Regions from separate parts of the Homo sapiens genome. Here region 1 is linked to region 2. The links are chromatin loops, found by intact Hi-C in ENCODE. Cell type or tissue: PC-3. All regions are shown on one strand. Each heading gives the region's core, and the rest is flanking DNA. Links, peaks and the distances in the headings are about the cores only. Region 1 has its middle 83 kb from the start of DNAJC1. Region 2 holds the start of LOC124902391 (a long non-coding RNA gene).

Region 1 (12,610 bases), core at 1,545-9,544, 160 kb after region 2:
GTTGATCTTTTCAAAAAACCAGCTCCTGGATTCATTGATTTTTTGAAGGGTTTTTTGTGTCTCTATGTCCTTCAGTTCTGCTCCAATCTTAGTTGTTTCTTGTCTTCTGCTAGCTTTTGGATGTGTTTGCTGTTGCTTCTCTAGTTCTTTTAATTGTGATGTTAGGGTGTCTAACATCACAATTAAAATCTTATTTTAATAGTCTAATTTTAGATCTTTCCTGCTTTCTCTTGTGGGCATTTAGTGCTATAAATTTCCCTCTACACGCTGCTTTAAATGTGTCTTAGAGATTCTGATACGTTGTGTCTTTTTTCTCATTTGTTTCAAAGAACATCTTTATTTCTGCCTTCATTTAATTATTTACCCAGTAATCATTCAGGAGGAGGTTGTTCAGTTTCCATGTAGTTGTGCAGTTTTGAATGAGTTTCTTAATCCTGAGTTCTAATTTGATTGCACTGTGGTCTGAGAGACAGTTTTTTGTGATTTCTGTTCTTTTACATTTCCTGAGGAGTGCTTTACTTCCAATTATGTGGTCAATTTTAGAATAAGTGCGACATGGTGCTGAGAAGAATGTATGTTCTGTTGATTTGGGGTGGAGAGTTCTGTAGATGTCTATTAGGTCTGCTTGGTGCAGAGCTGAGTTCAAGTCCTGGATATCCTTGTTAACCTTCTGTCTCGTTGATCTGTCTAATATTGACAGTGTGGTGTTAAAATCTCCGATTATTATTGTGTGGGAGTCTAAGTCTCTTTGTAGGTCTGTAAGGACTTGCTTTATAAATCTGGGTGCTCCTGTATTGGGTGCATATATATTTAGGATAGTTAGCTCTTCTTGTTCCATTGATCCCTTTGCCATTATGTAAAGCTCTTTGTCTCTTTTGATCTTTGTTGGTTTAAAGTCTGTTTTATCAGAGGCTGGGATTGTAACCCCTGCTCTTTTTTTGCTTTCCATTTGCTTGGTCGACCTTCCTCCATCCCTTTATTTTGAGCCTATGTGTGTCTCTGCAGGTGAGATGGGTCTCCTGAATACAGCACACCAATGGGTCTTGACTCTTTATCCAATTTGCCAGTCTGTGTGTTTTAATTGGGGCATTTAGTCCATTTACATTTAAGGTTAATATTTTTATGTGTGTATTTGATCCTGTCATTATGATGTTAGCTGGTTATTTTGCCCATTAGTTGTTGCAGATTCTTCATAGCATCAAGGGTTTTTACAATTTGGCATGTTTTTGCAGTGGCTGGTACCAGTTTTTCCTTTCCATGTTTAGTGCTTCCTTCAGGAGCTCTTGTAAGGCCAGCCAGTGGTGACTAAATCTCTCAGCATTTGTATGTAAAGGATTTTATTTCTCCTTCACTTATGGAGCTTATTTCGGCTGGATATGAAATTCTGGGTTGAAAATTATTTTCTTTAAGAATGTTGCACATTGGCCTCCACTCTCTTCTGGCTTGTTAAGTTTTCTGCCAGGTGATCTGCTGTTAGTCTGATGGGCTTCCCTTTGTGGGTAACCTGACTTTTCTCTCTGTGTGCCCTTAACATTTTTTCCTTCATTTCAACCTTGGTGAATCTGACAATTATGTGCCTTGGGGTTGCTCTTCTTGAGGAATATCTTTGTGGTGGTCTCTATATTTCCTGAATTTGAATATTGGCCTGTCTTGCTAGATTGGGGAATTTCTCCTGGATAGTATCCGGAAGAGTGCTTTACAACTTGGTTCCATTCTCCCGTCACTTTCAGGTACACCAATCAAATGTAGATTTGGTCTTTTCACATAGTCTCATATTTCTTGGAGGCTTTGTTCATTTCTTTTTTACTCTTTTTTCTCTAAACTTGTCTTCTTGCTTTATTTCATTAATTTGATCTGCGATCACTTATATCCTTTCTTCCACTTGACCGAATCAGCTATCGAAGCTTGTGCATGCATCACAAAGTTCTCGTGCCATGGTTTTTCAGCTCCTTCAGGTCATTTAAGGTCTTCTCTACACTGTTTATTCTAATTAGCTATTTGTCTGACCTTTTTGCAAGGTTTTTAGCTTCCTTGAGATGGCTTAGAACAGTCTCCCTTAGCTCTGAGAAGTTTATTATTACCGACCTTCTGAAGCCTACTTCTGTCAACTCATCAAAGTCATTCAGCCTCCAGCTTTTTGCCATTGCTGGCGAGGAGCTGTGATCCTTTGGAGGAGAAGACGTGCTCTGGTTTTTAGAATTTTCAGCTTTTCTGCTCTGATTTCTCCCCATTTTTGTGGTTTTATCTACCTCTGGTCTTTGATGTTGGTGACCTACAGATGGGGTTTTGATGTCAATGTCCTTTTTATTGATGTTGACGCTATTCCTTTCTGTTTGTTAGTTTTCCTTCTGTCAGGTCCTTTAGCTGCAGGTCTGTTGGAGTTTGCTGGAGGTCCACTCCAGACGCTGTTTGCCTGGGTATCACCAGCGGAGGCTGCAGAACAGCAAATATTGCTTAACAGCAAATATTCCTACCTGATCCTTTCTCTGGAAGCTTCTTCCCAGAGGGGCACCCACCTGTATGAGGTGTCTGTCAGCCCCTGCTGGGAGGTGTCTCCCAGTTAGGCTACATGGGGTCAGGGACTCACTTGAGGAGGCTGTCTGTCTGTTCTCAGAGCTCAAACACCATGCTGGGAGAACCACTGCTCTCTTCGGAGCTGTCAGACAGGGATGTTTAAATCTGCAGAAGTTTCTGCTGCCTTTTGTTCAGCTATGCCCTGCCCACAGAGGTGGCATCTATAGATGCAGTAGGCCTTGCTGAGCTGTGGTGGGCTCCACCCAGTTCGAGCCTCCTGGCTGCTTTGTTTACCTACTCAAGCCTCAGTAATGGTAGACACCCCTCCCCCAGGCTGCTGCCTTGCAGGGCGATCTCAGACTGCTGTGCTAGCAGTGAGCAAGGCATCGTGGGCCTGGGGCCCCCCAAGCCAGGCACAGGAGAGAATCTCCTGGTCTGCAGGTTGCTAAGACCATGAGAAAAGCACAGTATTTGGGTGTGAGTGTCCCGTTTTTCCAGGTACAGTCTGTCACATCACAGCTTCCCCTGGCTAGGAAAGGGAAATCCCCCGACCCCTTGCATTTCCGGGTGAGGCGATGCCCCACCCTGCTTCAGCTCACCTTCTGTGGACTGCACCCACTGTCCAACCAGTCCCAATGAGATGAACCAGGTACCTCAGTTGGAAATGCAGAAATTACCCGTCTTCTGCATCGATCACACTGGGAGTTGCAGACTGGAGCTGTTCTTATTTGGCCATCTTGGAACAGGGATCCTGAATTTTAAATACATAATGTTGAGCAACAGAAATGCAGACAGAAAAGAGTATATACTGTGTGACTTTGTTTTCACAATGTTTAAACACTTGCAAAACACTATTGATAAAGATGATTATCTTTAGGGATACAGTACTGATTGAGAAGGAACCCCCAAGGAGTTAGCTTGATTTGGGTAGCAGTTAGCAGTTACATGTTTGTAGACATAAGTAAAATTTATTTGCACTGACTTATGATTTGTATATCACTTAATGTATGCAAGCTAAACCTGAATTAAAAGGAAAAAAGGGCCAAGTGTGGTGGCTGACGCCTGTAATCGCAGCACTTTGGGAGGCCAAGGAAGGTGGATCACTTGAGGTCAGGAGTTCGAGACCAGCCTGGGCAACATGTTGAAACTCCGTCTCTACTAAAAATACAAAAATCAGCTTGGTGGGCTGGCACCTTTAGTTCCAGTTACTCAGGAGGCTGAGGCAGGAGAATTGCTTGGACCCAGGAGGTGCAGGTTGCAGTGAGCCAAGATTGTGTCCCTGCACTCCAGCCTGGGCAAAAAAGAGAGACCCTGTCTCAAAAAAAGAAAAAAATGAAAGCGCTAAGTGTATTATTTAAAGTTATACTGTCAACCCTTAGAACAACTTTTAAAAAGTGAGAAGAAAAAGAGCCACTTATCAGGACCGACTTGGGAAATAAAAATTTTACTTTTTATTTTATACTGCTCTATGAAATTTGCATTTTATTTGTTTATTAGTGGCTTTTGTATAGTACACAAATATTTCTTAATTTTGTAAGGTATCCTTTAAAAATTTTATAAATATTTTATATGTGTATTATGATTTATCATCTTTTATATTATCTTATACATTATTAAAAGTTCTTCCTAGAAGGGTGAATTTATGTTTTTCTTTTTCTACTTTTCTATAATGTATGACTTTCAGGTACATAACTTTGAAAAATGAGGGGTAAAAAGCTTCCTTTTTAAAAAAAGAAATAGGAAAAACCATTTAGAGAAATGTTGCCTACTCTTTCAAGTTAAAAAATATGTCTAGACCAATTTTAAACAAAATTGTCCAGAATTTTCAGAAGAATGGTGGTAGTAAATGGTGTGTTTTGTATGCGAAGACATTGCCTAATTTAGATTTAATGGTAAATTTGTTCATATTATGAGATACTAAAAAGGAAATCGTTTTATTTAGAGGAATAGGATTAAGATCACTTAATTTGATTTAATTTAGCAACTACTACCTTTATTACAAAATTAAGAGAATCTTGTTCTTTTCTTAACAAAAACTACGATTAAAAATTTTTTCCATTATATGAATTTTTAGGAAATTAAACTAAAAGAATAATATGTCACCTTTAGGAGTGCTGAAAAAGAAAATGGTTTTCAAATTTGGCAACCTCATCACTCCTATTGCTGCTTTCTGTATAAAATTCATTTTAAAGTATTTACTTTTTTTCTTTAATAAGGACTTCAGTGTATTTACAAGAGGAGAACTGATAAATGAATGAGGTGCATCATGATCACTCGTTTACTCAACTTAGCAGCTTGCTTTTCATTGTACTATTATAATGTAGAAACTCTTTTGATTTGCTTTGATTTTTTGTTACACACCTACACAGGTAAAGACTATTTGGAAAAGCTTTTAGGTGATGTTTCTTCAGTGTGGCTCAAGGCTAACCCCCCACAGAATCACCTGAAATGCCCCTTAACCGTACCCAGTGCTGGGCTGAACCTCAGAATTCCTTGGGGCACATTTGAGAAACTGCTGTGAGTCTTTATCCATGAAAATTTTAACCAGATACAAACTCAGGCCACGCAGATAGGGTAAAAGTGAAAGGATTTGAAGATTGTTTGGCCTGGTGTCAACTGGAAAAAGTGTATTCTACTCAAAGTCACTCATATTCAAATTTTTACAAGAACACCATGCTAAGCAAACCAAGCACATCTGCAGGCCCCAGGCAGACTATTGCTGCTGGAGGGGTAATGACTCACTGTAGATTGCCGATCAGTTTACTACCTTAAGTTGTTGGTTATCCAAGCACAGCTACTATTGTGACAGATGGATTCACAGATTTGCCATTAATTGATATTAATTAAACAACCTTTAGTAGTTTAATAAGAAATCAAAATGCAGAAAGAGAAAAAAAAGAAGAGAAGAGAGATTATCGAAGTGGAAGGACTATGGAGGCAAAAGACAATTTGTTAAAAAAGAGAAGAGTTGCTATTGATGAAAACCAAATTACAGCTTCAATCTAAAGATTTTCTTGTTGAAATAAAAGCACACAGTATATTTGTTTCTATGTAGAAATCCAGAGAAGACTCTTATAAAAACTGAAAATAGTAAACAGCTAGAAGGGCCCAGATGTTTGTTTAGGCTTTGCTGGTCTCCCAGGAGCCCGGCTCATATTTCAGCCCGAGAGCATGCAGCGTCCTTGGCCTGGGGCCACTGTTTGCCTCATAGTGAGACAAGCCAGGATCAGGGTTTGGCTTGACAAACATTTTGTTAACTTATAATTTATTTAGAGACATTAATTGAACCAGGATGATTAAAACTTTTTGAATTAACAGAGTTTAGGATGTGTAACTCAGCGTCTTTGCAGTTTTCCAATACACAGTTTTCTATATTGGAATTTAAAAATCTGATGTAAAATTTCAATACACCATTTTAGTTTATAGATGGACTTAGCTAAATTTAAGTAAAAATTATACAAGTTCTCTCTTGTGGTAACTTTAAACTACAAACCCTAACCTGGATTGTAAATACCTTCTAATCCCTTTTGGGAAAATTAAAAATATGTAGTAGTTCATGGCAGAGTTTTTACTTGAAAGAAAAATGTTTTTAGGATTCAACTTATTTTAAGAAATAATTTGCTCTCATTATAACTCTTTAACTAATTATACACTTCAATTAGTTATGTATATTTAACAGCAATACCAATAATCATACACTATATAACCTTATATTACAACACAGTTTATATATTTAATATTTTGTTCCTGTGCCCTGAGGCAATGATATCAAAGTTACAGGCTTAAAAATCAAATTAAAGGACGATTTCTGAGCTTCAATTTCTGACTCTGTCCTCTATAGATTCCAAGGCCACTCAGACAACTGCCTACTATTGTTGAAACCTTGAGGAGCCACTACATACCTAGACAGCATTGAGTTCTGAGGCAGAAGTTATGGGTTGAGAACATCACTGTTTGCAAAGTTAGGATTCAAAAGCTGTGAAAGAGGCTTGTCTTGTGGTGAGCTGGGCTGAAGACATAAATCCCATTGTGCCTCCAGAGAGGGGCACCAGCTGGCATCGGTAGACCCCTCTCTTCTAACATTGGCAGATAAACCTGAGTTCTCCACCCACTGAGGGATTTTAAACCTAAAGATATGAATCAGCCAAAAAGAGCACTCACATAATTCAGGAGGATGCTATAACTTGAAGGGGGCATGCTACCAGACAACCAAAGCAGTTGGCACCTAAGAAGCTGACTTCATTTAAGAAATCAAAGAGAACTTTAATAGTAATGTAGTGAGTGTTGAAGGACATAGCAGTAAAGCACAAAAGAAGTTTTCTGAAAGGACAGAACTTGACTGTGCTTTTTTTTTTTTTTTTTTTTGAGACAGAGTCTTGCTCTGTTGCCCAGGGTGAAGTGTAATGGCGCGATCTTGGCTCACTGCAACCTCTGCCTCCCGGTTTCAAGCAATTCTCCTGCCTCGACCTCCTGAGTAGGTGGGATTACAGGCGTGCACCACCATGCCTGGCAATTTTTGTATTTTTAGTAGAGATGGGTTTCACCATGTTGATCAGGCTGGTCTCAAACTTCTGACCTCAGGTGATCCACCCGCCTCGGCCACCCAAAGTGCTGGGATTACAGGTGTGAGCCACTGCGCTTGGGCTTAACTGTGCATTTTAAAGTTCAACAGGTGAATTGAAAAACAAAATGGTCACTGCTGAACACGCTGTCAGAGTTGTAGTAGACTGAATGGAGAACATATTCCATCACACAGAACAAATTCATGAGTCATGAAGAAAAGTTTACAAATTTTAGAAGTCCCAGAAGGAAAAGAATAAAGAAAGACTTGGGTCTTTGTATTGACAGCAATCTCTGAGATATGAACCAGAACAATGAAAAAAAGACAGTCATATCTTGGTGAAACTTCTATATTCCAGGGACAAAATCTTACAAGCTTCCAGTTGGAGAGAATGGGACTTTATAAGGGAGAAAGAATTAAACAAGTATCAGTCTTCTCACCTACAACACTGGAAGCTAGAAAATATCAAAACCACTTTTGGAGGGCAGTGAGAGATCCAAGAATCCTTTATACAGCCAAGTGATGGCAAAAGAAAAGGCATTTTTAACACACAAAGAGCTCTTAGGAAGATGGAGAACCATGTTCTTTTTCTGAGGAAACACCCCAAGGAACAACTGCAGACAAGCTGAAATCAAAGAATATCTCAAGATAGTAAAATAATAATAATAATAATAATAAAAGTACAAAGAATAAGACTGGGCATTGAATCTTGTGCTATCTCTAGTTAAATATAAGTGGATGGTGATTGTGTGTCTGAGAACTGCAGTGTAACCATTAAGTGGGGGTGCTTCTCACAGATGTTTCCACCGCATTTACCCTCTCCTTCCCACATCATCACTCTTCCCCTTCTTACAAGGGCAGCGTTACAAGTATGGTTGAGAATCCCCTGTCTAAAACCCTTCTCTGACCCCTTCCTCCCTCCCTCTGCAGACATTCCCATTTCTGCTGTTCCCATTCCACAGCAGAACTTCTCTTAGTTCCTGTCTCCTATTCTTCACCTCCCATTCTCTCATTCCTTTGCTGAAATTTCTCTTGTGAACGTCACTACTAACCTTCTTGTTACCAAAGCCAGTTGATATGGCTTGGATTTGTGTCCTCACCCAAATCTCATGTGGATTGAATCCCCAATGTTGGAGGAGGGGCCTGGTGAAAGGTGATTGGATCATTGGACAGATTTTCCCCTTGCTGTTCTTGTGAAAGTGAATGAATTCTCAGGAGATCTGGTTGTTGAAACGTGTGTAGCACTTCCCCCTTCTCTTGCTTCCTCCTGCTCCAGTCATGCTTCCCCTGCCTTCCATCATGATTGTAAGTTTCCTGAGGTTTCCCCAGCCATGCTTCCTGTACAGGCTGTGGAACCATGAGCTCTCTTTTCTTTATAAAATACCCAGTCTCAGGTATTTCTTTATCGCAGTGTGAGAACAGACTGATATGCCAGTGGTTATTTCTTTTTACCCATGTGTACTGCACCTCTCCACTTTTCTAACATTGTCGGATACCTCAGTTATCCATCCACTGAGGAATTACATAGCGAAGGATATAAATCAGCCAAGAAAAACCACTAATCATTTAGGAGGATGGTATAACTTGAAGGAGGCATGCTACCAGATAACCAAAGCAGTTGGCATCAAAGAAGCAGGATTAACTGAAGGAGTAAATGAGATCTGTAGGATTTGACATGGCTCTGGCCATGGACAGTTCCCTCTTTCTTAAAATGCTTTCTTCTCTTGCATTTCATGACATCACACTATTGACTTCAAGGTCTCCTTCCTTGTTAGCATGGAACAGGGCTAGCATACTGGTGTCTTTCTTGGTTTCCGCCACAGCAACTCTCTAAGCTCCTCCAATCCTATGGATTTAAATGCCATATATATGCCAATGATTTCCAAAATTTCTATCCCAACTCCTAACATCTCCATCAAGTTCTACATTCATATTCCTAATGACTTACATCTCTACTTGGTTATCCCAAGAAGAACACCCGATTTATCTATACAGAAAAAAGAAACACAAGAAAATGAAACAACCAAAATCTACTTCTTCTCTAGTCTTCTCCATTTATAGCACCACCATCCACCTAATTTATGAAGCCCCCAAATTAGGTAGTCACCTGTGATTTTTGTTTATCCCTTATTTCCCACATCCAACTCATCAAAAAGTTCTGTAGTCTCTACTGCCATCACAAGCCAGGATTCATTAATTTTTTCTATTTCCATTACTACCACCTTAGTTTAAGTAACCGCCCTCTCCTTAGGATGTTTGCAATGGCCTCAACTTTCTGCTTTCAATCTTCTGCAACTCCCCACCCCCGATCCATTTTCGACATGTCACCCAGGTATAAATCAGATATCACTTTTTTCCTACAAAAAATCTCTAATGAACAATCTAATTTTTCATCTCTAGGGCATTGGTTAGATACACTATGGCAATATCCACAGGATGATGTGCTCTGCAGTTGTAAGAGCAGTAGAGACTATTTCTACTGATGATCTACACTGATGTACAGTCTTGGTCCAGATTATTGTTTGGTGAACAAAGCAAGATGGAGAAAAATGTGGATAGTGTGCTACTATTTATGTAAAAATTGGCCAGGTATAGTGGCTCATGCCTATAATCCCAGCACTTTGGGAGGCTGAGGCAGGTGGATTGCTTGAGCTCAGGTGTTTAAGATCAGCCTGAGCAACATGGTGAAACCCTGTCTCTACCACAAATACAAGCCTGGCATGCACCTGTGGTCCCAGCTACTCGGGAGGCTGAGGTGGGAGGATTGCTTGAGCCTGGGAGGCAGAGGTTGCAGTGAGCCGAGATCACGCCACTGCACTCCAGCCTGGGTGACAGGAGACTCAACCTCAAAAAAAAAAAAAAAAAAAAAGATAGTAAAAAATTATCAATTGCCTATTTTCTTCCATTTTAAACATTTTTAGTATATGAATTACAGCATTAATGATATTCACAATGTTGTAGAGTCATCACTACTCTTTATTTCTAAAACTTTGCCATCACCCCAAACTGAAACCATATCCATTAAACAGTGGCTCCCCTATTTTCCCCTTACTTAAGACCTAGAACCTCTAATCTATTTTTGATCTCTATGAATCTTCTTATTTAAAATATTTCATATTTGTAGAATTATACAATATTTGTCCTTTTGTGTGTGGCTTATTTCACTTAGCATAATGTCTACAAGCTTCATTCATGTTGTGGCATATATGAGAGCTTCATTCCTTTTTATGGTTGAGTCATATTCCATTGTATGGACAGATCATACTTTGTTTATTCATCTGTTAATGGACAGTTGGGTTGTTTTCATCTTTTTGCTATTGTGAATAATGCTCCTATGAACAAGTATAAAAGTATCCCCTTGAGTCTCTCCTTTCAATTCTCTTGTTTATATACCTAAGAGTGGAATTACTGGATAAAGTAATAATTCCATGTTTAACTTTTTGAAGAATTACTAAACTTTGTGGCTTCACCACTTTACATTCCCACAGGCAATGTACACGTGTTCCAATTTCTCCACATCCTCACCAACACTTGTTATTATTTTTAAATGGAAGCAAAATCAAACATCAAAAAATTACCTATGGGAAGAGAAAGAGTGGGGTGGAGGGGTGGAGGTGAACCTATCCCCAAATCTACCTTGTTTTGCAGTTTTAACTTTGTACCATGTGAATACATTAAATAACTTTTGAATAAAAATTAAAACAATCTCTAAAAACAAAAAAAATTTTTTGAATAATGAACTTGACTGTATATTGACTTGATGGCATATACAAATAAAGAGGAATTACTTCAGATGAATGCCTCATGAGATACCTCCAAAGTACAAAAAGAACTGAATAAATTATTATTATTTAAGATAGGATCTCACTTTCACTCAGGCTGGAGTGCAGTGGTGTAATCACAGCACACTGCAGCCTTGAACTCCTGAGCTCAAGCTATCCTCCTGCTGCAGCCTCCCAAGTAGCTGGGACTACAGGCATGTGCCACCATGTCTGACTAATTTTTGAAACTTTTTGTAGAAATGAGGTCTCACTATGTTGCTCAGGCTGGTCTCAAACTCCTGTCCTCAAGAAATCCTCCCACTTCAACCTCCTAAAGTGCTGGGATTATAGGCATGAGCCACTGCACCAAGCGAGAATTGAAGAAATTCTGAAACTGCTTTAGTAATCATATTGTTAGCAGTAGTGTTGGGTATTGTCACTGGAGATTGTTCTGTAGATGAACTGTGTGAAAAAGCAAATGATTAATTATGGTGATGTCACTAATTGAATTAGTTGGTCACAGAAGAAAGGAAATACAAATCAAAGAGTTTAAATAAGAATCTATAGTCTTGAATTTGAATCTGAAGTATCAATATAAACTCATGGTGTATGAGAGGTTTTTTTTAAAATATATATATATAAAAAACATTTCTTAGTTTTGTGTCCTAAGGAGATCTGGAGAAAACAAATGGTAATGAGTACACTGTTGTCCTTAGTGTTGACCATTCCCACTAAAGGGAGCCAGGGTAACTGGGAGAAATGGCTGATTCCTGACCTTGGAAAGGAAATTAAAGATGAATCTAGAATGTCCTGTCACATCAGAAAGTAAGAAAATTATCAAGGACACTAAGCCCAAGGCAAAAGGACTCAAGAGCCAATGGGAAGAGGCTTTCAATTGCCAAAAATAAGATTATACTTGTATCATAAAAATAATAACTGCAGATTGCTGGCAAGATGGTCAAATAGGAACAGCTCCAGTCTTCAGCTCCCGGCTAGATTGATGCAGAAGGTGGGTGATTTCTGCATGTCCAACTGAGGTACCCAGTTCATCTCATTGGGACTGGTTGGACAGTGGGTGCAGCCCACAGAAGGTGAGCTGAAGCAGGGTGGAGCGTTGCCTCACCCACCAAATGCAAGGGGTCAGGGAATTTTCTCCCCTACCCAAGGGAAGCTATGAAGGACTGAACCTGAGGAACTGTGCACTCCAGCCCAGATACTGCACTTTTTCCACAGTCTTTGCAACCCTCAGAACAGGAGATTCCCTCTGGTGCCTACCCCACCAGGGTCCTGGGTTTCAAGCACAAAACTGGGTGCCATTTAAGCAGACACCAAACTAGCTGCAGGAGGTTTTTTTTTTTTTTTTTCCATACCCCTGTGGCACCTGAAAGCCAGTGAGACAGAACCGTTCACTCCCCTGGAAAGGGGTGCTGAAGCCAGGGAGCCAAGTGGTCTGGCTCAGTGGGTCCCACCCCAGTGAAGCCCAGCAAACTAAGACCCACTGGCTTGAAATTCTTGCTGCCTGCATAGCAGCAGTCTGAGATTGACTTGGGACTCTCAAGCTTGGTGGGAGGAGGGGCGTCTGCCATTGCTGAGGCTTGAGTAGGCGGTTTTACCCTCACAGTGTAAACAAAGCCACTGGGAAGTTCAAACTGGGCAGAGCCCACTGCAGCTCAACCACGCCGCTGTGGCCAGACTGCCAGATTTCTCCTCTCTGGGCAGGGCATCTCTGAAAAAAAGGCAGCAGCCCCAGTCAGGGACTTAAAGATAAAGCCCC
Region 2 (12,610 bases), core at 2,628-10,627:
ATTCAGTGCTTATACCAAGTTAATCCTATTAAGATGCTATTTCCTGCTCAGGGGGATAAATTAAGCACAACTTAGATTATTTTAGGTGGACAACTGGTATATAGTCTAAGCAATGGGGGCTGGAAAAAAGTATCTCTTCTCCAAAAAATATAGATTATGTACCAGTAATGTTCAAAGTACTTTGAGGAAGTGTATTGATGGGATGAATATAAATCATAGTGACTGTTGTTAAGGGGTTTACGGATTATAAAGAGCAATTGAGCTTCCTTTATTTTCTCTTATTTAGAAAACAAACATTCATAAGAAAAAAATAAAATTAGATCCCTTCTTTTGCCCACATACAAATTCAGTTTCAGATCAATTAAAAAGTTAAATAAGAAAAATAGAATTAAAAAAATATTGGAAGGCTGGGCGCAGTGGCTCACGCCTGTAATCCCAGCACTTTGGGAGGCCAAGGCGGGCAGATCACGAGGTCAGGAGATTGAGACCATCTTGGCCAACATGGGGAAACCCTATCTCTAGTAAAAATACAAAAATTAGCTGGTTGTGGTGGCACATGCCTGTAATCCCAGCTACTCGGGAGGCTGAGGCAGGAGAATCGCTTGAACCTGGGAGGCAGCGATTGCAGTGAGCCGAGATCGCGCCACTGCACTCTAGCCTGGCAGCAGAGTTATCTCTGTAACTCTCCATCTCAAAAAAAAACAAAAAAAATTGAAAGGAAATATAGAATTTGTAGTATGAAAGGATTTCTTAAACAAAACATTAAAATACACAATCCATTAAGGAAATGATCAATTGGATGACAGTCATGCTCCAAATAATGATATGTTAGTCAATACATGATAATAGTCCCATAAGGTTATAATATTGTATATTTACTGTACCTTTTCTATGTGTAGATGTGTCTAATTATACAAATACCATTGTGTTACAATTGCCTACAGTATTCAATACAGTCACATGCTGTACAGGTTTGCAGCCTAGGAGCAATAGGCTTGTACCATATACAAACCATCTAGGTTTGTGTAATTACACTCTATGATGTTAGCATGACAAAACTGCCTATGGACCTATTTCTCAGAATATGTCCCTGTAGTTGAGTGCCATGTGACTGTATATAAAAATTTTTAAAAATACTTTTTACATGACAAAAGATATCATAAAATGTTACAAGATAAACTGAGAAGATATTTTCAAGGCATGTACTTGGTGAAGGATTCATATTCAAAATGTATAAATAACTTATATAGAAAGAATTTACTAATTTATGTATAATGAATTTCATAAATAAAAGATGTGGGCCAGGATATATACATATGAAGTGAAAGTATAGTACTATCAATAGGATGAATACATATCAACTTCAAAAAATGTAATTTCCTTTGGGATAGAAAGAAAGAAGGAAGGAGGGGGAATAGGAAGAGGGCAACAACTTCCTGCCCAGGGGGCAACAACTCTTTTTTTTTTTTTTTTTGAGACAGAGTCTTGCTTTTGTCCCCCAGGCTTGAGTACAATGACTCGATCTCGGCTCACTGCAACCTCCGCCTCTCGGGTTCAAATGATTCTCCTGCCTCTGCCTCCCAAGTAGCCAGTTAAGGCACCTGCCACCATGCCCGTCTAATTTTTGTGTTTTTTAGTAGAGACGGAGTTTCACCATTTTGGCCAGGCTGGTCTCGAACTCCTGACCTCAGTTGATCCGCCCACCTCAGCCTCCCAAAGTGCTGGGATTACAGGCATGAGCCACTGCGCCCAGCCCACAGCAATTCTTTATAAAAAGATCAGAGGCAACTATGGGAAGACATTAACACTTTTTGTTCTTTGTAGATTGTTAAAAGCTTGTTATAATTTATTTAAAAATCTCTAACATCAATTCCTAGTCTAAAGAATGAACAAATGACACATTTCTTTTCCTTAGTCAATAATAATCTTGTAAGATGGTGTTCACGTGCTTTTCTTTGAGGGCAAAGAAAACACCATTCCCCAGTGTTTTTCCTGGGCAGTGTTTGAATATTATATGATACTCACAGCAGAGATTTTCCTAGTTTGGCTTCTGTTGTAAGCTTGTTTTCTGAGTAGATTTAAATGAGAAGAACAGAAACATATTTGAAACTATGACTATGTATAAGAGCATTTATTCTCCTATAATGAAATCGTGGAAAATGTTTTTAAAAAGTGAGCAAACAAAAACCTCCACACCATTATAGAAACACGGTTAAAAAACTATTGAATAATCTCAAGCCTAGTGTGTAATAATTATTAAGTGTGTCTAATTTGTTGTGCTAAGTGTCAGGAATTGGTATTGTGGAAGGATATGTGAGATCTCATTTTCTCCTTTTATATGGCAGGAGTTTATACAGTATTTACATCTGTCATTGATACTTTTTATGAACAGAAGTTTTGTTTACTTATAACTTCCACAGGGATTATTCATATGGAGCACTGGAAAGATGTAACATTTCATTTGCTTTGATACCTTGTGTTTATTTTAGGTCGAAAAGCATCATGAAGCCAAGTGGTTATTGTTTTGCTTATTCAGTGTGAACTGAGTGAGCCAGGTTTGTATACCAAGTGATTCTCGTGGTGGACAATACCAATATGATTATGCCAAATGCATTGCTTCTGAGGCATCACTCTTTGGGCACATATAGACCCTGCTGATTTCTGCCAAAGCACTCTTCTTAAAGTTCCAAAACATTACCCCAAAACCTCTATAGCCCCCTATTGCCAACAAAATTAAAGCCTTTCTCTTCATTGGCATTAGAAGCCCCTGTAACCCATTGCTTTTCCATTTCCAGCCTCTTTCCAAAATTACCAAACAAACTCTGTATCCTGCAGCCACCAAACTGTACTAGTTGTAATATATTCACTAAGAACAGTGGTCTCTCATTTGTCTCTCTTTTCTCTCTTCTTATATCAGTTAGAATGTAACAGACAACCCAGCTAACACAGAGGCTCATTTTTCTTATGTGACAAGAAGTCTGTAGATAAAGAGTTGCTAGTGTTTTCTTGGGGGTTCAGTGATATCACCTCTGTGATTCAGTTGACCTTCATATCATAGTTGCAAAATGGCTGCCGTAAGTACAAAAACCACACTGACTGCTGGGTGGGAAGGCAACAGAAAATTTGTTCTTGGTGAGTCTTACTCACGTCAAGGAAGTATAATATTTTCCAAAATGCCCCACCAAAGGATTTCCTCTTACATCATATTAGCCAGAACTGGGACATATTATCACCCTTTATCTGGGGTAGAGGCCCACATTTCCACATCAAAGGGAATTTGCTCAATGCCTAAATCAAACTGGAATTCAGTTAAGCAAAGAAGAAACAGAGGAATGGTTTTTGGGTAGGCAGTAAACACTGTCAGCTACATCTCCCTGAAAGCCATCACTCCCTTAAAATATCTTTGCGTAATGTCATCAGTTACTTCTGAACTTTTTCATCCAATGGACAGTGTTTATTTTCTAACTTACTTGAACTTTTTGTGGGGCTTAGCCACACCCTTTTTGAAATTTATGTATTCATCAAATACCCACTCATCACTTACTGTGTATTAGTCACTCTGCTGGGCAAAGAGAATGAAAAAATGAGTCATGCATGGTCCTGAACCTTCACAAGTTTATAGCCTAGTGGGGCAGACAGGTGAATAAATAAGTGCAAAAGAATGTTATAGATACTGTGATAAAATTATGTTTCGTGGGCCGGGTGTGGTGGCTCATGCCTGTAATCTCAGCACTTTGGGAGGCTGAGGCGGGTGGATCACCTGAGGTCAGGAGTTTGAGACTAGCCTGGCCAACATGGTGAAACCCCGTCTCTAATAAAAAATAACAAAAATTAGCTGGGCGTGGTGGCAGGCACCTGTAATCCCAGCGACTGGGAGGCTGAGGCAGGAGAATTGCTTGAACCCAAGAGGCAGAGATTGCAGTGAGCTGAGATCACGCCATTGCACTGCAGCCTGGGCAACAAGAGAAAACTTTGTCTCAAAATAAATAAATAATATGTTTTGTGGGTTTTTTTTTTTTTCTTTGACAGGGTTCTTACTCTGTCACCCAGCCTGGAGTGCAGTGGCACGATTATAGCTCACTATAACCTCGGGCTCCCTGGCTCAAGCAATTCTCCTGCCTCAGCCTCCTGAGTAGTTGGAACTATGCAGGCTAATTATTTTATCTTTTGTAGAAATGGGGTCTTGCTAAGTTAGCCAGGCTTGTCTTGAACTCCTGAGCTCAAGCGGCCTTCCCACATTGACTTCCCAAAGTGCTGGGATTACAGGCATGAGCCACCATGCCGGGCTTAGAATGATGAATGAGATAAAATGGGGTACAAAGAAAGGAGCAGCCATTTCTGGATCTCAGGTGTGATGTCTCTTTTCAGGGAAGGACAGGGGTGATACAGCCATTAATAAAAGCAATCTCACTTTCCTGGTTGGTTGTCTCTTTGCCTCCTCCCCTGGAATAATACAGACCTCTGTAGAAAATCACAGGCAGGGTAGGGATGACGGAGCTGGCCTCCTCCCTTCCCTTGGCCTGACAAATATGCATGGAATTCCCAGGAATGTTCAAGCTTTTTTTTTTTTTTTTTCCAAACTTCAGATTAGAATCCAACTCATGTAGAATCCATGTAGAATCCGACTCAAACAGAATCCATCAGGCATGAGAATTCTGGAATGCCCTTCCTGGTTTATCTACTTCATCTGTGTTCCATGAAGGGCACCTGGTCTCACACCTAGACTCCGGGAGCTCCAGGTCCCTACTCTCTTAGGTTTCAGGGCCTAACCAATCAGGATGGCAAGAAGGATGTATTTGGGGAGATCCAAGCCTGTCTGCTTGGCTGTAGTGTAGGACTGGGGGGAAAAGAAAGGCACAGTAAGGATCAAAACAAGGCTGGAGCAGTAGGTAAAGATGAGTTCATGCCAACGTAGGAGGCTTGAAGATGTTTGGTAAGTCATAGGTTCCCAAACTTTCCAGCTCACTGCATCTGTAGCATCTTCGTAATTTGTTCATGGTGCCCTCAGCCAGAAGACATACTTCACAATTCCATTCGTTAAGTAGGTAAGTCTAAACAACATATTAGTGGTCATTTGTGAGGTGTTTGATAGGTGGGGCTGTATTTCTCTCAAACATTTAAAATATCCCACAGCAACCTTGTGAGTTTGTTCCCTGTGGTGTCCCAGGGTGACCTGATGGGAAATTTGAGAACCATGGTATAGGTCGCTAAAGATTTTTCATCTGGTGAATTAAATATTTGATTTTGTATTTGAGAAAGCGCCATCTTTCTGTAGATTGGAGTAAAGGCGTGGTGGGAGGTAAGGAGACCATAAGTTAGTGGTAGTCATTTAGGAGAGAAGTGATGGGGATATAAAATGAGACATACTAATGAGCATGCTGCTGGATCTAAAATATGTTATGGAGGTAGAATGGAGAGGAGGATTTCCTTATCAATTGGTTTTTGGAGAGAAAGAAAGAGAGAGGTTGATTCCTAGACTGTGGGCTTGGGTTAAAGGGTATATGATAGCAGACATGTTGAAAAAACATATCTTTGGGAGAAAGAATAACATTTTTTGGCATGCTGAATTTGAGACGTGCAAGGATGAGATGGATATAGGGCATTGGAGCTCAGGAGCAGATCTGAAAAATATAAGTTAATTATGAATATATAGATTAGGGCTGACAACATAAGAGTAGACGAAATGGCTCAGGATGAGTGTAGAATAGAAAGAAGCATGCCCATATGTGATGGTCAATTTTCTTTTAATTTTAATTTTTGTAGAGATGGGGTCTCACTATGTTGCCCAGGCTGATCTTGAGCTCCTGGCCTCAAGCAATCCTCCTGCCTCAGCCTTCCAGAGCACTGGGATTACAGGCATGAGCCACCATGATTGGTCTGGATTCCTTATAAAAAATATTATAATGAGTACATCATGTTTAGAGAGCCAAGAAAGGGCAGGGTCCTGCCTAGGAGACAGAGCCAGGACAGGTATCATGAAGCTTGTGTAAAGTGATATGTTTTGGGTGGAGCCAAGACTCTTCCCCTACTGTTGTTCTGTTCAATAGAGACCCTGGGTCTTTCTTTTTCGTTTGTGGTGGCGCCCCCTGGATAGAGCCTCAGAGAGGCAGCATCACAAAGAGCTATGCAAGGAATTGGTTCTGCAGGGGAGACAGTGGAGGGCAAGGTGTGGGGGACTGCGGGGAGGAGGAGGGGGTAGGGGAGAGGTGGTAGCACACAGTGCGAGGATTCTGTGCCATGCCAGTTCAGCCTTATGTTCAAAGCAGCTGTTCTTTCTGGGCTTCCAAGAGAGGAGCACCATTTTTATGCCCACATTGTAACAAACAATGAGATATGTACTGGTTAACAGTATCAAATGCAATGCAGTGATTAAATAAGGAGTGGAGAAAATCTATGGAATCTTACAATTTGGAGGGCCCTGGTGACTTATCTAAATACCTTTTTTGCAATAGAGCAAGTCAGAACCCTGAGGATCTCAGGGATTAACAAGGGAGACAGCCATGTCAAACAAACAAAACCAATGCACTGTGATAAGGTGTAAGGCTTAATATAAGGTGGGATAACTTTCTCTCACCTCTCTCATTCACTAATCACTTCCTATCAGCACCTGTCACTGGTAGGTGGTTTCTGATGCTCCGAAACGCCCAGGTGCGCTGGCTTCCAGCCTAGCTCCTCTCCTCCCTCTGCGTGTTCTTCCTGAGCAATTTCATCCAATTTAACTATCACCTGTAGACCAGTGATTTCTCAACCTGTATTTCTAGTTTCCTGACTTACTGAGCTTGAGTTCAGCATTTTGAACAATGGCCATAGTACTGGGCACATGGAGGTACTCAGTAAATGTCTACTAATTCACTTAAAAGTTGATCCTAAGTAAACTGATGATGTAGGAGTAAATTTGGATCTCAAGTAAACTGAAGTTTACACAGTGAGTAAGCAGGGAAATACTTTCCAATAGATTTGACATAAAACTTCAATTTCTTTTTTTTTTCTTTTTCTTTTTTTTTTAGAGACAGGGTCTTGCTGTGTCACCCAGGCTAGAGTGCACTGATGTAATCATGGCTCTCTGCTGCAGCCTCTAACCCCTGGGCTCAAGGGATCCTCCTGCCTCAGCTTCCTGAGCAGCTGGGACTACAAGTGCAGTCCATCATAGCCAACTAATTTTTTTTTTTTTTTGAGATAGGGTCTCCCTCTGTTGCCCAGACTGGAGTGCAGTGGCATGGTCTTCGGTCACTGCAGCCTTGATCTCCCAGGCTCAAGTGATCCTCTCACCTCAGCCCCCTCGAGTAGCTGAGGCTACATGCACTTGCCACCGTATGTGGCTAATTTTTGCACTTTTTAGTAGAGATGGGATTTCACCATGTTGCCCAGGCTAGTCTCGAACTCCTGGATTCAAGCAATCTGCCCACCTAGGCCTTCCAAAGTGCTTGGAGTATAGGCATGAGCCACCATGCCCAGCCTGCCCAGCTAATTTTTAATTTTTTTGTAGCGATGGAGTCCTGCTATGTTGCCCAGGCTGGTCTTGAACTTCTAGCCTCAAGTGATCCGTCTGCCTTGGCCTCCCAAAGTGCTGGGATTACAGTCATGAGCTACTATGCTGGGTCTAAAACCTCAGTAATTAACCGGAAACCAGATGAGAGTTTCACTATGGGAATTGGGTTAGGTGCAGCTAATCACAGTGAAGAATAGATTAAAATACATGGATTTGCAAATCAGAATGCAGGTTCTGCTGCTAACTTTGGGAAATTCAGCTAATTCTCTGTGTCTTTGTTTCTATGCTAGTAATGCTTTATTTTAAAATGTATTTATGGTTATTAAGATGTAATTCACATACCATAAAATTTATCGATTTAAAGTGTACAAGTCAGTGTATTTACAGACTCATGTAACCATCATCACTAATTCCAGCGTGTTTTCATCACCCTAAAAAACACCCTCATGCCCTCATTCCCCATTCCCCATTACCCCAGTTTCTGGCTACTGCTTTCTATCTCTATATATTTACTATACTGTACATTTCATACGAGTGGCATCATATAATATATGTCCTTTTGTGTCTGGCTGCTTTCTCTTAAGCATAATGTTTAACCATAAAAAAAGTTAGCATAATGTTTTCAAGATTCATCCATCTTACACCATGTATCAATACTTTGTTCCTTTTTATGGCTAAATAATATTCCATTAATTGGATGTATCAGATTTTGTTTATTCATCAATTGATGGACATTTGCATTGTTTCCATTTTTTTGCTATTATGAATTATGCTGCTATGGACAGTACTGTATGTCCTGCATGGACATTACAGAAACTTTTCTGTGTGGCCATATGATGACTCAATGTTTGACATCTTGAGGAGCTACCAGTTGCTTTTCTGAGTGGCTGCATCACTCTGTATTCCCACCAGCACTGTATAAGAGTTCCAATTTATCCATGTCCTGGCCAACACTGGTTATTGTCCATCTTTTTTATTGTTGCCATCCTCATTGATATGAAGGGACACCTCATTGTGATTTGATTTACATTTCCCTAATGACTAATGATATTGAGCATTTTTTTCATGTGTTTATTTGCCATTTGTATATCTTCTTTAGAGGAATGTCTACAAATCCTTTTCCCACTTAAAAATTGATTATTTTTCTTTTTATTGTTGCATTTTAAGAATTCTTTATACATTCTGGATGTTAGAACCATATCAGATATATGATAGGCAAATATTTTCTTCAATTCTGTGGTTTGTATTTTCACTTTCTTGTTAGTATATTTTGAAGCATAAAAGTGTTTAATTTTGGTGATGTCCATGTCCACTTTATTTTTTCTTTTGTTGGTTGTGTTTTTGTTGTCATATCTAAGAATCCATTACCCAATCCAAGATCACAAAAATTAAGGTCTGTATTTTTTCTAAGAGTTTTATGGCTTTAGGTTTTACATTTGGGTTTTTGATCCATTTTGAGTTAATTTTTGTATATGGTGTGAGTTAGGGATCCAATTTCATTCTTTGCATGTGTACATGTAGTTGTCCCAGCACCATTTGTTGAAAAGACTCCTCTTTTCCTCTTAAATTGTCTTAGTGCCCTTGTTGAAATACATTGGCCATAGATGTAGGGACTCCCAATTCTACTCCATTGAACAATATGCTCATGCTTATTCTAGTACCACAACTATAATCCCAGAATGAAAAGGTGAATTACATAGAAGAAATTTCTATTCTCAAATTACTTCATAACTCAAAAGACTTGTGGGCAATTCAGTTCTGGGTTTTCTTTCATCTCTCGTTGGAAAAAAAAAATCTCTGCATCAACCCCATCTAAAATAACTAAATTGTATGCATAAACCTAAATTTAAATACTCATCTGCAGGTCTCGTTTATAGAATCCTACTTATGTTGATGATGTGGGCTTTGGCAATCTCTTTCTCACTGTATTCTATGAAATAGCTTAAAAAGTCAATTATGAATTGAAGCATTCAATTATTAGAATGCATAATACTAGTTTAATTTAAAAGTTAGTCTTCAGTTTCATGCAAAACCCTTCGAATTATTAATTTTAGAAAAAATATGTATTTATTATATCCTGTAGACTTAGACAAAGGATTTAAAATTCCTCTACTTTAAATGCAAGGATTCCCATAATGAAAAATCTCTTGACTGTAGGACCATGGCATCTCCTAATTCAATTTATAGTCTTTGTGTTTTGGTTACTGACACTCTTAATTTTAAAAATGTCTTTAAAATATTCTCTAGATAAGGAGATATGGTAGCATGATGAAGCTCTCATGAAGGCAAAAAGTGGTTCTCTTGGAAATGCCATAGACGGTTGTATTTGGCTCTTTAGCTCATAAGAAAATATTTTTTCTCTAAGTAAACAATCACAAATTCTTTTCTGGTTTTGCCAAAGGGAAGCCTGTGGCACAATGTTTCTATTGAGGTCACTTGCTGAATTATACAGGAACCCTCTATCAACTCTGAAAGGATTTTTGATCTTTCTGATTATTTAGACACTGCTAAATTTATGAAAATTCTCTGCTTCCTATGTCTTATTGGTCATCCTTAGGAACTGTTTTGTGAAAGGCAACCCAGGATAAGAGGAGGAACACTTGTAAAGCTTGATATACCCCAGTGGCTTCCTGTGAGTCTCAGTTTTGCAGTTTCAGAAATACAGGTTTATCAGCTTACCAAGAGGTTAACAGGTATGAAAAACTCGGGTTTTCATAACCAAATGTAAAAGGAGTTGGTTTTCAAACCACAAAACTCAATGACCATTCATCGAGGGCTCCATCTCACCAAAGAATAAGAACCGATTTTATACAATAGTTGTTCTCCTTTCTGATGGGTATTTCTCAGGAGATGAAATGGCAGATTAGAAATATCTGGTGAATATGTACCTGGAATATGAGAGAGAGAGAAAGAGATACAGTTCGGAATTTTAAAATAAAAAATTTAATTATTATTTCAAGAATATTACTAATTTGACTGTTATAATTGGGACTATTCTTATCGTATGAAGTTGAGGAATACTGAGAAGTTCTGCTTCTGTCAAACTCATGATTAGCATCACACACCTCTTTGTGGTTGTTGTAGCCTCCTTTTTCATTTTGCCATTGTTTCAGATTGACGTTGCAATATCCAGTTCGCTAAATATGTTCAATAGAGGTAGCAAAGGTGCCTAACCTGAATTTAATCATGAGGAAACACCAGACAACCTGACGTTTAGGGACATTCTACAAAACAACTGGCCTGTACTCCTCAGAAATGTCAACATCATGATAGTAAGTAAGAGAGATACAGAAAGAAAGAGAGACCCAGGAATTGTTATAGATTAAAGAAAAGTGAAGGACATGACAACTAAATGCAAATAATGGTCCTGGATTTTTTTTTTTTTTAACAAAGGAACTCATGGGAAAAACTAGTGAAATCTGAAGGTCTGTACTTGGGACTGGGACCTAGTTCTAATAATGCTGTATCCATGTCAAGATCTTAACTTTAGGCCAGGCACAGTGGCTCAGGCCTATAATACCAGCACTTTGGGAGGCCAAGGCAGGTGGATCACTTGAGGTCAGGAGTTCAAGACCAACCCCATCTCTACTAAAAACACAAAAACATTAGCTAGGCATGGTGGCACACACCTGGAATCCCAGCTACTTGGGAGGCTGAGACAGGAGAATTGCTTGAGCCCGGGAGGCAGAGGTTGCAGTAAGCCAGGATCATGCCATTGCACTCCAGCTTGGGTGACAAAGCAAAACTTCATCCCCACCACCAAAAAAAAAGTCCTTACTTTGATCACTGTACTGTGGTTATGTAAAATAATACATTAATTTAGAAAGCACACTGAAGTATTTAGAGGATATCATGTCTGCAATTTACTTTCAAACAGATCATGAAAAAAGCACCCAAATATATAAAGCAAATACTATTAGACTTAAAGGGAGAGATAGATTGCAATACAATAATAGTAGGGGATTTCAACACCCAACTTTCAGTGATGGACAGATTATCAGACAAAAACAATCAACAAAGAGACATCAGGCTTGAATTGCACCAAAGACCAAATGAACCTAACAGACATCTGTAGAACATGTCACCCGACAGCTGCAGAATACACACTCTTTTCATCAACACATGGAGCTTTCTCCAGGATAGTTCATTTGTTTGTCCATAAAACAAGTCTGAACAAATTTCAAAGAATTGAAATTATATCAAGTATCTCTTCTGACTACAATGAAATAAAACTAGGAGTCAATAACAGGAAGCACTTTGAAAACTCTACAAATACATTAAAATTAAACAACGTGCTCCTGAATAACCAGTGAGTCAATGAAGAAATTAAAAAAGAAATTAAAACATTTCTTGAGACAAATGAAAATGGAATCACAATATACCAGAGCCTATAGAATACAGCAAAAGCAGTTCTGAGTATATTTATAACATAAACACCTTCATCAAAAAAACTGAAAGATCTCAAACAATCTAACCTTGCCTTTCAAGGCATTAGAAAAACAAGAACAAACTCAACATAAAATTAGTAGAAGGAAAAAGGTAACAAAGATTAGATCAGAAATAAACAAGATAGAGACTAAAAATCACAATACAAAGGATCATTGAAATAAAGAGTTGTTTTTTGAAAAGATAAACCAAATCGACAAACCTTTATCTAGACTAAGAAAAAAAAGAGGAGACTCAAATAAATAAAATCCGAGATGAAAAAGGAGATATTACAACTGATACCACAGAAATACAAAAGGATCATGAGACTTATGAACAACTATAAACCAAAAACGGGAAGATCTAAAAAGAAATGGATAAATTCCTGGACACATACAACCTACCAAGACTGAATCAGGAAGAAACAGAAAATCTGAATGGACCAATAGATCTAAACATTCTTATTTCTTCATGAATACATTTGAAGAATCATGATTGAATCATTGAATCTACCAAGATTGAATCATGAAGATCCAATAGCAGGTTGGTCTCATTACTAGACCAGCAAGTAACAAGATTGAATCAGTAATAAAAAGCCTCTTATCAAAAAGTCTCCCTCAAATTCCAGGACCTGATGCCTTCACTGCTGAATTTTACCAAATACTTAAGAAACCAATACCATGCCAGGCACGGTGG

What was found. Hi-C counts contacts between places; a loop is a spot of excess contacts. Peaks named below come from ENCODE experiments on the same cell type or tissue, not always from the same donor. Only the 100,000 strongest peaks of a DNase experiment are listed, where the experiment ranks them.
Region 1: it touches region 2 in a loop (3-fold over the local background); 2 of 110 quality-filtered maps call a loop at or near these places.

Annotation. Positions count from the first base shown.
Region 1 is chr10:22,079,928-22,092,537 of GRCh38, reverse strand. No RefSeq gene overlaps it. Among named protein-coding and RNA genes, the nearest start is that of DNAJC1, 83 kb to the right of the region's middle. In PC-3, for the core only: no CTCF peak of the experiment used is centred there; a DNase peak (open chromatin) is centred at 5,687; H3K4me3 peaks cover 881 bases; H3K27ac peaks cover 1,311 bases.
Region 2 is chr10:22,237,685-22,250,294 of GRCh38, reverse strand. LOC124902391 (a long non-coding RNA gene) reads left to right here and starts at 4,212. Exons shown (of 2, transcript XR_007062086.1): 1 at 4,212-5,045; 2 at 10,047-10,448. It overlaps LOC105376447 (a long non-coding RNA gene), which reads left to right. Exons shown (of 2, transcript XR_001747390.3): 2 at 1-2,875. In PC-3, for the core only: a CTCF peak has its summit at 6,084; DNase peaks (open chromatin) are centred at 3,344, 4,504 and 6,784; H3K4me3 peaks cover 915 bases; H3K27ac peaks cover 5,950 bases.